3 separate regions of the Homo sapiens genome follow, and regions 1 and 2 are each linked to region 3. The links are chromatin contacts, found by Hi-C or POLR2A ChIA-PET in ENCODE. All regions are on one chromosome and are shown on one strand. The core of a region is the stretch at or near the end of the contact, and the rest is flanking DNA. Distances in the headings are between cores, read along the strand shown.

Region 1 (3,122 bases), core at 216-2,715, 200 kb before region 3:
GGTGGCTAGGCTTGCAGCTGGTTGGTTGGTGCAGAGATGAAATCATAGCCAGTTGCACCTGTTCTCCTGTGTGCTGAATTGCTTCTGGGTGGGACCACAGGAGCAGAGTTGGAGGGTCCAGGTGGAGCCATGGGTGTCAGACATACAAAAAGCCTGAAAAGATATCTCAAAAGGCCAATCTTAAGTTCTACAATAGTGATGTTATTTGTAGGAGTAATTGGGGAAATTGCATATCTTATAACCTCTGGAATAATGGCTGGCAATTGTTCATGTTTGCATCTTAGCAGAACCCAGGCTGCTCTCCTCCCCGCAGCCTGATGGCCTTCCATTAGCGTTACAAAAGCGATTGAGTTTTACGGGAGGCTTTTTATCATTTAAACTGCAGCCTAAATGTCTCTCAAAATCAGCTTGGCCCAAAAGCCCAGGAATAATTAAAGGAAAGGCAAACTGTGGGGTGGGTTAGCTCAGCTCACCGTTACAACTTTTCTCGCAAAGGCAATTTCAAGAAGCTCCCTGCATTACTGCCCACAGCAACGAGTCTCCTTTTAACATGCAGATTCACGTCGATCATAACGAGCTCAACTTGCATCTGAAGACTGGAGACTCTCACTGACACATCTTAACCCACAATGTGTACTATCCAGGCAGAATATTTGCAAGGTCTACCCTTCTCCTTTTAAATCAAAATTCAGCCCACCTTCAGCTTGGTATTCCTGCCACACAGAGCCCCTGAGAGCTTCAGCAGAGAACTGGCTGATGTGTTCTGAGTGTTGTTTTCTTTGATTCCTTGTGAGTGGCATTTTCTTTTATTTCTTCCTGTGTCTCTTTAATTACTGGCAGCTCCAGAAGCAATGAGAAGCTGGGAGGAAAGACTTCGTCAGAAAGCTTCAGGCTGAGAGGAGAGCTTGAAAGATAGGGATCTGCCAGCACCTCTGTGGTTATCGACTCTTTCATGTAACCACTTACCAGAGTATATCAGACAGTATTTTGCAGTAACGAAGACAGAGCCATAGCAACCAGACTACAAAGAGAAGCCCAGGGTTCTGGAAATGGCTCCAAGTCTCTGAAGAGATGTTAGCATTTCACAGCTTCCATTTCTTTTTGTGTTTGTTTCCTTTTGGTAGCCACTGGAGACAAGCCGTGTTTTCTTTACACACCCCAAAACTAGGGAAATTTTTATTTACCACAGCTGGGTATATGAGCCTAAGACTGGAATTCTTCAGTTAACAGTCATGTTAAATGGAAATTCATTTTCTCAGTCAGGAAAACTATCCTCAGAACATATTTTCTGAGCCGCTATCTAATATCTGGTGCTTTTTCACACTAATAATAATCTTTTTCTCCTTCCTAAAAAACTGAAAGTTATAATTAAGTAGAGGAAGCAAAAAACCCTTCCCTTGACACTGTACTAGTTATGTGGAAGTCCTTCATCAGGAATGAGTCACTCACGTAAATTGAAAGCTGCTCTGGGTCCCCACCTTTGAGTTAGAGTCCCCGCAACTTCTCTACTATAGCTATGTGGGCTTTTACAAAAGAATAATGATGTGAGACTCCAAAAGAGGACAAAACTTGTGACTATGCTTGTGAAGGTAAGCATGACACTGTATTGTCCATTTGGGGGCCACCCCTCTGGTGAAATAGGTGCCTACTGTCCCTTATTACCCACCAAAACATGTATCCACCCTATGTTTAAAATTGTGTAGGCTACCAAAAGAATTGAAAGTAGGGACAGAAACAAATACTTGTACATGCATGTGCATAGTAGCACCATTCACCATAGCCAAGAGGTAGAAACAACCCAAATATTTATCAGTGGATGAATGGATAAACAAAATATGGTCTATCCATACAATGGAAAATTATTCAGCCATAAAAAGTAAAGCAGTACTGATAAACACTGTAGCACAAATTAACCTGAAAGAATTATGCTAAGTGAAAGAAGCCAGACACAAAAGGCCACACATTGTACGATTCCATTTATAGGAAATGTCCAGAAAAAGCAAATCCATGGAAAGAGAAAGCAGATTGTTGATGGCCAGAGGCTGGAGGTAGAGGGCAGTGAGGAATGACCACTAAGGAAAATGGTGCTTCCTTTTGGGGCAATGAAAAAGTTCTGGAACTTTTCATTATGTGCCAAAAGTGCTAAAAGAATATGCTGAAAGTCACTGAATTGTATACTTTAAAGTGGTTAATTTTGTGTTATGTAAATTTTACTTCAATTTTTGAAATTCCCATATTCTTCTTTTAAAAATTTTATATATTATGATAGAGACAAGGTCTTGCTGTGTTGCTCAGGCTGGTCTCAAATTCCTGAGTCCAAGTGATCCTCCTTGCCTTGGCCTCCTGAAGTGCTGGGATTACAGGCATGAGCCACTGTGCCTTGCCATATTCTTGAAAAGTGCTAAGAGAGTAGATTTAAGTGTTTTCACCACAAAAAAAAATTATAAGAATGTGAGGTAATAAATATTAATTGTCTCGACTTAGCCATTCCATGATATATACATATTTTAAAACAACGTGTTGTAAATGATAAATATATACGATTTTATTTGTCAATTTAAGTAAATAAATTTAAAAGTAAAAAAAGAATTTTAAGAAAAAACTCTCTCCAAAAAATATTTACAAGTCACAGTTGTCATGATGTCACATAAAAACTTTTTAAATATAAATATTATACTCAAAATATTAAAGAAAAATTATAATTAAAGCAGACTGACAGACAGGTGTATTCAATTCATTCTGTTAATATTAAGTAAGCCTTCTGTTCTCAACTAGAGGGGGAAAGATAGGCAAACAAACTGCTCACTGCTGTGATAAGGACGGGAGCAGGGTGGGAAAGTGGGAGTTGGGATAGCTGCTTTGCTCAAAGAGCTCATAGAAGACAAACATTGACAGCATGCCTTGTACTAGGAGGCCACACCCTGCCCCAGCTTGAATCTCAAGAAAAGTTAATGAGAAAGGCAAGGCAGAACTTGGTTTGGAGCTCAAAGGAATGATAAAGAGCATAGTAAATATTAATGAGAGTTTAGAGATGGAAAAGCTCTCAGAAGCTGGACTCCTCACAGGCTGAAAGCACAGAGTAGGCCTGAGTTCTAAGTGAGAATCAGGAGTCAGGGTGTCTA
Region 2 (3,348 bases), core at 571-3,070, 180 kb before region 3:
GGAGTTCTGAGCTACAGTTGCTTATAAGCAAAAAAGCACATGTCTGTATTTTAAGATGACTGTGTTTCTCTTCCAATCAACTTTCTTCAAAGCATTAATCACTGAAAACAAGGAAGATGTGCCAGTGGATATGCTTTTATTGTTGTTGTTATCGTTTTAAAGCTACATTTTTTTCTGTTCTGTGAATTGGCAATAAAACAGACATTGACTACCTTGACCCTTATGACATTGCAGATTTGCTTATTTGGCATTCTTCTTGTCCATTTTTTGTTCTTTCCTCCAGAATGCTGTGCTTTTATTGTTAGGCCACCCAGGGACGTCCTTGATCATGCAGGGTGTTGTGACATAGGCTTGTATTCTTGGGACTGCTACCCCTTAAGCCAGGGAAGGACTAGGAAAAGGTCAGGCCAGAGGAAACACAGATGTCAGAGATCTGAAAATTTGTGTGGGGCACTTCAGCTGGGCCAAGGCTGCAGCCTTCACCCTCCTGCATCCTCCTCCTCTTCTGACAAAGCCTTTATGTCTCAATGTCTTTTCAAAGGTACGGCAAAACCCAAGCACATTATCTGAAAGGGAGCCGACCAATGTTCCCTTCTTCCGTCAGGGGTATTGGCAGAGGCCTAGCCAAGTCTTTTCCAGGCCTGTGGGCGTCCTTCAGCATTCAGCAGCTGAGCGCTAATCAATTCCACTATCCTGTCTCCTGAAGGAGCAGAGAATTGGGAGTGGTTCTGAATCAATGTTATTTTTATGGAGTACAAGGGATGTTCCAAAAATGATTATGATTCAGATGTTTCTTACTAACCCACTCCCAAAATGCACTCTTGGGGCAGAAATAAATTAATTTTATGGTATCAAAAAAGATGCTCTGGTTAATAAACTTACTCTGAGTATGCAATCTGTCAGATCAACAATTAGATGATGGTTTAAAGAAGTCATAAAAAAAGAATCTCAAGTCTGAAAGCTCGTGTGCCTTGTGTTAAGTTCGTGCCACTAAGGGGAGGGATAAATGAATGTGGTGTTTGGAGAAAATTAATTTTGTGACTTTACAGACATTCCTACAGCTAAAGCTATTGAAGTTAAAGGGTATGTATAAGGTAATGGTTGAAAGGAATCTGTATATGATGTGACAAGAAAGACACAAAAGCTTAGAACATCTAACACAAAAGTAGAATAATTGCACATACTCAGAAAGCATACATGCATGTTGAAGATGCATGTTGCAAAGATAAATTCTACACTTAAAACAGTCCTGGGCTATGCATGAAATTCCTTCACGAAAAAAAAAAATTCCAACTACCTTTTTGTAGCCATAAAATGTACAAGCCAAAGGGCTAAAGAACTTTGCCACAAACACTTATTAGTTCTAGAATAAAAGTTCATGGTTTAGGAGGTTTCAGTGAAATGATTCGGTCAGAATATATTTCTTTGCAGAAAATGACTACTTACATTGCCAAACTCTTACTATGAATATGGTCAGTCTTTGGAGCCAAAATAAATAAATATAAGATGAGGGTCCACTACAGGAATTCAAACAAATAGGAAAACTTAGCTACTTGAAGTTGACACAGGAAGTCGACAGTTTCACATTCACAAACTAAACAGCCCTAGGAAATGAGAATGTATTATATACCAAAGACAAACACGAAAAAACATTTGCAGAATACCCAGAACAGTCCCCAGCACACAGTTTTGGTTTCCTGTAAAGCTGTCATCATAAACGCAGGAAATCTGGAGGTCTATTCTCCATCTGATTTTTAACATTATGTTTTATGAGAATGTTGCATTTGGCTGTACTTGTATGACTCTAATATGTATAACGGTAGACAAACTATGGCCTGTGAGCCAAGTCCTCCGGCCTGCCGCCTGGTTTTATACAGCCTGCAAGCAGAGTGGTTTTTACATTTTTAAATGGTGAAAAAAAATCAAAAGGAAAATAATATTTCATGACAAATGAAAATTAATTGAAATTAGGATTTCAGTGTCCATGAATAAAGTTTATTTGGAACATAGCCATGCCCAATTGTTTACATATTGTCTGTGGCTGCTTTTGAGCTCAAAGGGCACAGTTGAGTAGTTGTGACAGAGACCGTGTATGTGGCCTTCAAAGCCGAAAATATTTACTGGCTGACCCTTTACAGACAAAGTTTGCCAACCTCTTCTCTAATATGCAAAGGCCAGCAGAATCTGAAAGTGAACACCCAAAAGAACAATATGGAGAAACCAGAAGAGAGAAGAATGCACTCTTCTTGGTGAATCTTCCAAAGTGGCACTTGAGCCTCTCTTACACATCTGCACCGGCTCCCATGCTGTCCGGGCCACATCAGATCAAAGAAGGCAGCCCTCCTCACAAAAACCTCGCTATTCCTTCTGCTACTTGATCTGTGCAAAGCTCAGGTGTGGTTTGCCATTTGATCTGGAGGTTGGAATTAGTTCTTATTTTAGCTGATTTAGGTTACCTAGGTTACACCACAAATCAAAAATAGCTGAAATATCTGTGTAAATGAAAAACAAATGTACAGAGAGAGGGAGCAATCAATTTTCAGAAGATAGAGAAATGTTCTTTTGCATGGAGCCCCCATTGGTAATGAACTCCCTGGTGCTAAATGAAGGGAAGGAGGGAAGGGACTTTTGTGTCTCCCAGCAGGACCTCCAATCAGGCAACAGAATAGAAACTTTTCATTGATTGTAGGCCTTGGCAAAATTGAGGGTTGCCTGTTTGTACTGACACTTTGAAGTTCGATGGGTATTTTGGTAATAAACTCCCTTGTAACTTCACAGTAGTGAGATTATAATAACTTTGGGAGTTATCTCATTATATGTTTTGTGATTTTTTTTTTTGCACACTTTTTTTTTCTTCGAACTCTGATGAAAGTTTAGCTTCAAGGAATCATAAGTTCCAGAGGTTGATGAAACCAGTTATAGACCCTCACTGTTCCAAGTGGGTTCCATGAACGAGCAGCATTGGCGCCTTCTCAGAGCTTGTTAGAAATTCAGAATTTCAGCACCTCCCCCAGACTGGCTGAATCAGAATCTGTGTTTTAACAGGATTCCCAGATTGTCTGAGTATACATTAATTTTTGAGAAGCACTGGTGGAAAAAAGTGCATGAGACTTGGGGTCTTGGGGATCCAGTTCCAGATTGAACTGATGCTAAGTCACTGGTGACCTTGGGCAAATTTCTCACCATCTTTTTGCCTTGGTCATCTTCTCTTTAATGTGCGGCTAAATTCACTGTCTTAGTTCAGGCTGCTATAACAAAATACCATAGAACGGGCTTCTTAAACAACGACAACAAAAAATTATTTCTCATCGTTCGGGAGGCTGTAAGTCCAAGATCAGGGTGCCAACA
Region 3 (3,315 bases), core at 683-3,182:
TCTCTGAGCCTGAGGCTTCTTGTCTGTAAAAAGTAGAAATAAGACCCGCCCTGCCCATCTCACCTGAGAATGTAATGAGATAGTGTTTGTAAAAATGCTTTAATAATGGCAAAGGTCTCTGTCAGCATAGATGTTCCTATGAGGGGGAAGGGCAGGGGATAACATCCTGAGTGTCTGCTGCATTCTAGGTAGGTACTAGGAGATGGTTTATCCCAGATGGCGCATACCTCTTCCCAATTCCACATTCAGAGCTGTCACACTGGTGTCTTGAGATCTGCCATGGTGACAGTATTTACACCATGGAAATACTCCAAATCAGGGCTGCCCCCACCACCTTGAGAACCAGTTGTTAAACATTTACCAGCACATGACAGGTCTATTCCATTTATTTAAGAAAAACCACCTGAAGGGGCTTTTATTCCTTTATAGTATAGATAGGCAAGTCAAGCTCACAGCCAGTGATAAACCCACCTAAGATCTCACAGCTGGTAAGAGTGACTGAGTGTTGAGGCTGGCTTGTCATACTCCAAAGTTGATTTTTCCACTGTACCCTCAAAACCATTCTTCACTCCTCCAGTTCTGCCTACCCTTGACAGGTTTGATTACTCTAACTAACCAAGAGAATTGTGGGACTTAATAGCAGGTTCAAAACTGTAACTGTCATGCCTAAGTTGGTGGATGGCCACGTTTTGGCTGTGGAAGTGCAGTTTCCTGGGGGCTCACCTGGGTCACTGCCAACTTGACCTAAATCAAGTTTAAAGCCTTCCACCCTAGAGGTTAGGCAGCATATGAAAATACTGAATTCTCCACTGTCAACTGCAGAGGGTTAAAAGGGATTTGATGTAAACAAATTGCCAGGTCACACAAAAGTCAAAGTGCCACATGGCTTCCTCTTAGACAACCTGGAAGTGTTTGAAGGTCAGCAAACACAAGTGCTTCATTCAGAAGTGAACAAAGCAAATAGCAGGCTAGCATTATTGACCTTTGGGAGCAGAATTAATGGTGGCAATTGGAGATTTAAAACAAAACCAAACTGACTTGACTTCATGTTCTATTTTAATCAGGTTCCTATTTCTCTGTGTACTAACTTTGTTTTATTAAGTTTTGGGTTTTATTTTAAATGTGCTCAAAGCATAAGACATCTAAAGTAGTTAGTGGGCGTGAGGAATTAATTGACCCAGGAGCAAAGACTGCACATCTGACAATGGTTCTCAGTTTGGCTGTACATGGGAACCACCTGGGGACCTTTCAAAACGCCAGCTGCCCTGGTTGCATGCAGACCAGTTAATCCAAATCTCGGGGGCAGGGGGTAGGGGGGTCCCTGGCATTGGTCCTTGCGGATTGAAGCTCCCAGGTGATTCCCATGTGCAGCCAAGGTCGAGAACCACTACTCTTGTAGTTTATTTCCCTTATTCCCACTTAGCGTTTCTATTTTTTGAGTTTCTGTTGTGTATAGTCTGTTTGGGAAAAGCACTGTATCCAGTTACATGAGAGGTCCTGACACCACAGAAGGTGAAAAGGCCTCAGGGCGTTTCCTAGTGGGTGTTTCAGAGAATAAAGAATCCCCACACCTAGAAAACCAGTTCTCCCACACTCACCAGGAGTGACATCACCAGGAGCCAATAAAAAATTTCCACTTGAGTTTACCAGTTAAGCCCTCAATTGATTGAACCTAGAAATTGCTAGACAAACTGTGAAGGATTAGGTTCCTCCAAACTGCTCCTTTTATGAGGCCCATTCTCTGATTTACACTAGATCTAGCCTCTTACCAGTTCTCTCAGTTTCAATGCATTTGTTCTGTGGCTGTTGTAGTATTGGCAGGAGGAGGATTTGAGTCCGCAGGCAGATAAGAAGCCAAGTTTCAGAGGAAAAACAATGGAGATTCCACACCCTGAGCTCCTTGAGTCTAAAACCAAAGCCTAAAGGCTGTAGGCAAATTGTTGCTGCCCCCTATTGGCAGTGATTGGTGTTGACGCATGAGAAAGAGTCCAAGCCCCCTGGTGGTAAATTCCAGCTAGGCCCATCCCTTGCTGTCGCTCCACATTCCACTAACAATGCTGTAGGCACAAAAGAATTCCCCCTTAAATATATCAGATGGGAGTTGTGAAAGGAAAATAAATCTTGGGACCCCAAAATCACTAAGCTAAAGGGAAGTCAAGCTGGGAACTGCGTCAAGCAAACCTGCCTCCCATTTTATTCCTAAATAAGACAGCTACAAAGATAAAAAAAAAAAAAAGACATACCTCCCTCACAATTTGCCCACAAGGAAATTCCTCGTGGACAAAGGACAGACAGAGCTCAAAGTCATCCCTCTGAGGCTCATGTGAGACAAATGCATATCTGATTGCTTCCTCTGCCCTGTCGTTTCACCAAGGCAGACCAGGCATAAGTGACTATTCCTCCACCCTCCTCTCCCATGTGAATTGTATATTCAGTGAAAGGCTAATCAGAGACCCAATAGAATGCAACAAATGTCTCTTATCTACCTGTGATCTGGAAGCCCCCTCCCCTGATTCGAGTTGTCCTGCCTGTCTGGACGGAACCAATGTACATCTTACACATGTTGATTGATGTCTCACGTCTCCCTAAAATGTGTAGAACCAAGCTGTGCTCCGACCACCTTGGGCCCATGTAGCCAGGACCTCTTGAGGCTGTGTCATGGGTGCATCCTTAACCTTGGCAAAATAAACTTTCTAAATTGACTGAGGCCTGTCTCAGATATTTTGGATTCACAAATTGGTAACCATGAAGGGATTCTGAGTGGAGGTACCCCTGACCTTTGACAAATCTACTGTTGGTGCTTGGTACCAGCTTGAGCTATCTTTATGGCTCAAGCCAGTAGGACAATTGGCTGAGGCCTGGGAGACACCCCCACCCCCGACCAAGAGAATCCCTGATCTCTCCAAATTTGGTTGAGATCTAAAGTTTATTTTGCTGTATAACTCCTTTTCTGGAGTTTCACTTGCTCCCAAAAAGGAAGGCAAGTTTTCCTGCTTCCATGATGAAGAGTGCAGGTAACTCCTTTCTGGAATTTCAGCTCACTTCCAACAGGGAAGGCGAGTTTGAGTTTTTTCCTGCTTCAAAGATGGTAGAGAGCAGTGTTCAGCCTGAGCCCCATTCCTAGGTAAGTAGCTGAATTGGGCTTTTGTCTTGGCTAAAGTTAAAATTAACAATCAGCTGGTTTTAATTTATCCTTACCATTAGAGCGCTTGGTAATCATATATTAGGTTGGTGCAAAAGTAATTGCGGTTTTGCATTCTTTTTAATGGCAAAAAGCACAATTACTTTTGCACCAACCTATAAATTGTGGCATTG

The links. A loop is a pair of places that touch in the nucleus more often than their neighbours do. ChIA-PET counts read pairs that join two places held with the same protein, here RNA polymerase II (POLR2A). Pooled maps may share reads with other maps.
Region 1: a pooled map shows a loop between it and region 3 (7-fold over the local background). The contact joins two enhancer-like sites. A Hi-C loop is called at or near these places in 5 of 168 maps with a recorded cell type or tissue (CD4-positive, alpha-beta T cell, CD8-positive, alpha-beta T cell, naive thymus-derived CD4-positive, alpha-beta T cell and 1 more), 1 of 37 single-sample maps with no recorded cell type and 15 of 50 pooled maps. POLR2A ChIA-PET finds 5 or more read pairs at or near these places in 4 of 52 experiments (CD4-positive, alpha-beta memory T cell, OCI-LY7, Panc1 and 1 more).
Region 2: a loop to region 3 is called in a map of HepG2, with 15 times the contacts of the local background. The contact joins two enhancer-like sites. A Hi-C loop is called at or near these places in 3 of 168 maps with a recorded cell type or tissue (HepG2, MCF 10A and natural killer cell) and 5 of 50 pooled maps. POLR2A ChIA-PET finds 5 or more read pairs at or near these places in 3 of 52 experiments (OCI-LY7, T-cell and activated T-cell).

What each region holds. Positions count from the first base shown.
Region 1 is chrX:13,149,919-13,153,040 of GRCh38, reverse strand. No RefSeq gene overlaps it. Among named protein-coding and RNA genes, the nearest start is that of FAM9C, 110 kb to the right of the region's middle. RefSeq lists an enhancer at 56-655. Within about 2 kb of position 1,465, at least 3 of the 41 ENCODE cell types and tissues checked have a DNase peak (open chromatin) inside an H3K27ac peak, as active enhancers do; they include CD4-positive, alpha-beta T cell, where a contact is called at or near this core.
Region 2 is chrX:13,122,401-13,125,748 of GRCh38, reverse strand. No RefSeq gene overlaps it. Among named protein-coding and RNA genes, the nearest start is that of FAM9C, 79 kb to the right of the region's middle. Within about 2 kb of position 1,820, at least 6 of the 41 ENCODE cell types and tissues checked have a DNase peak (open chromatin) inside an H3K27ac peak, as active enhancers do.
Region 3 is chrX:12,945,613-12,948,927 of GRCh38, reverse strand. No RefSeq gene overlaps it. Among named protein-coding and RNA genes, the nearest start is that of TLR8-AS1, 4.0 kb to the right of the region's middle. RefSeq lists an enhancer at 1,716-1,845 and a cis regulatory region at 1,720-2,163. Within about 2 kb of position 1,932, at least 21 of the 41 ENCODE cell types and tissues checked have a DNase peak (open chromatin) inside an H3K27ac peak, as active enhancers do; they include CD4-positive, alpha-beta T cell, where a contact is called at or near this core.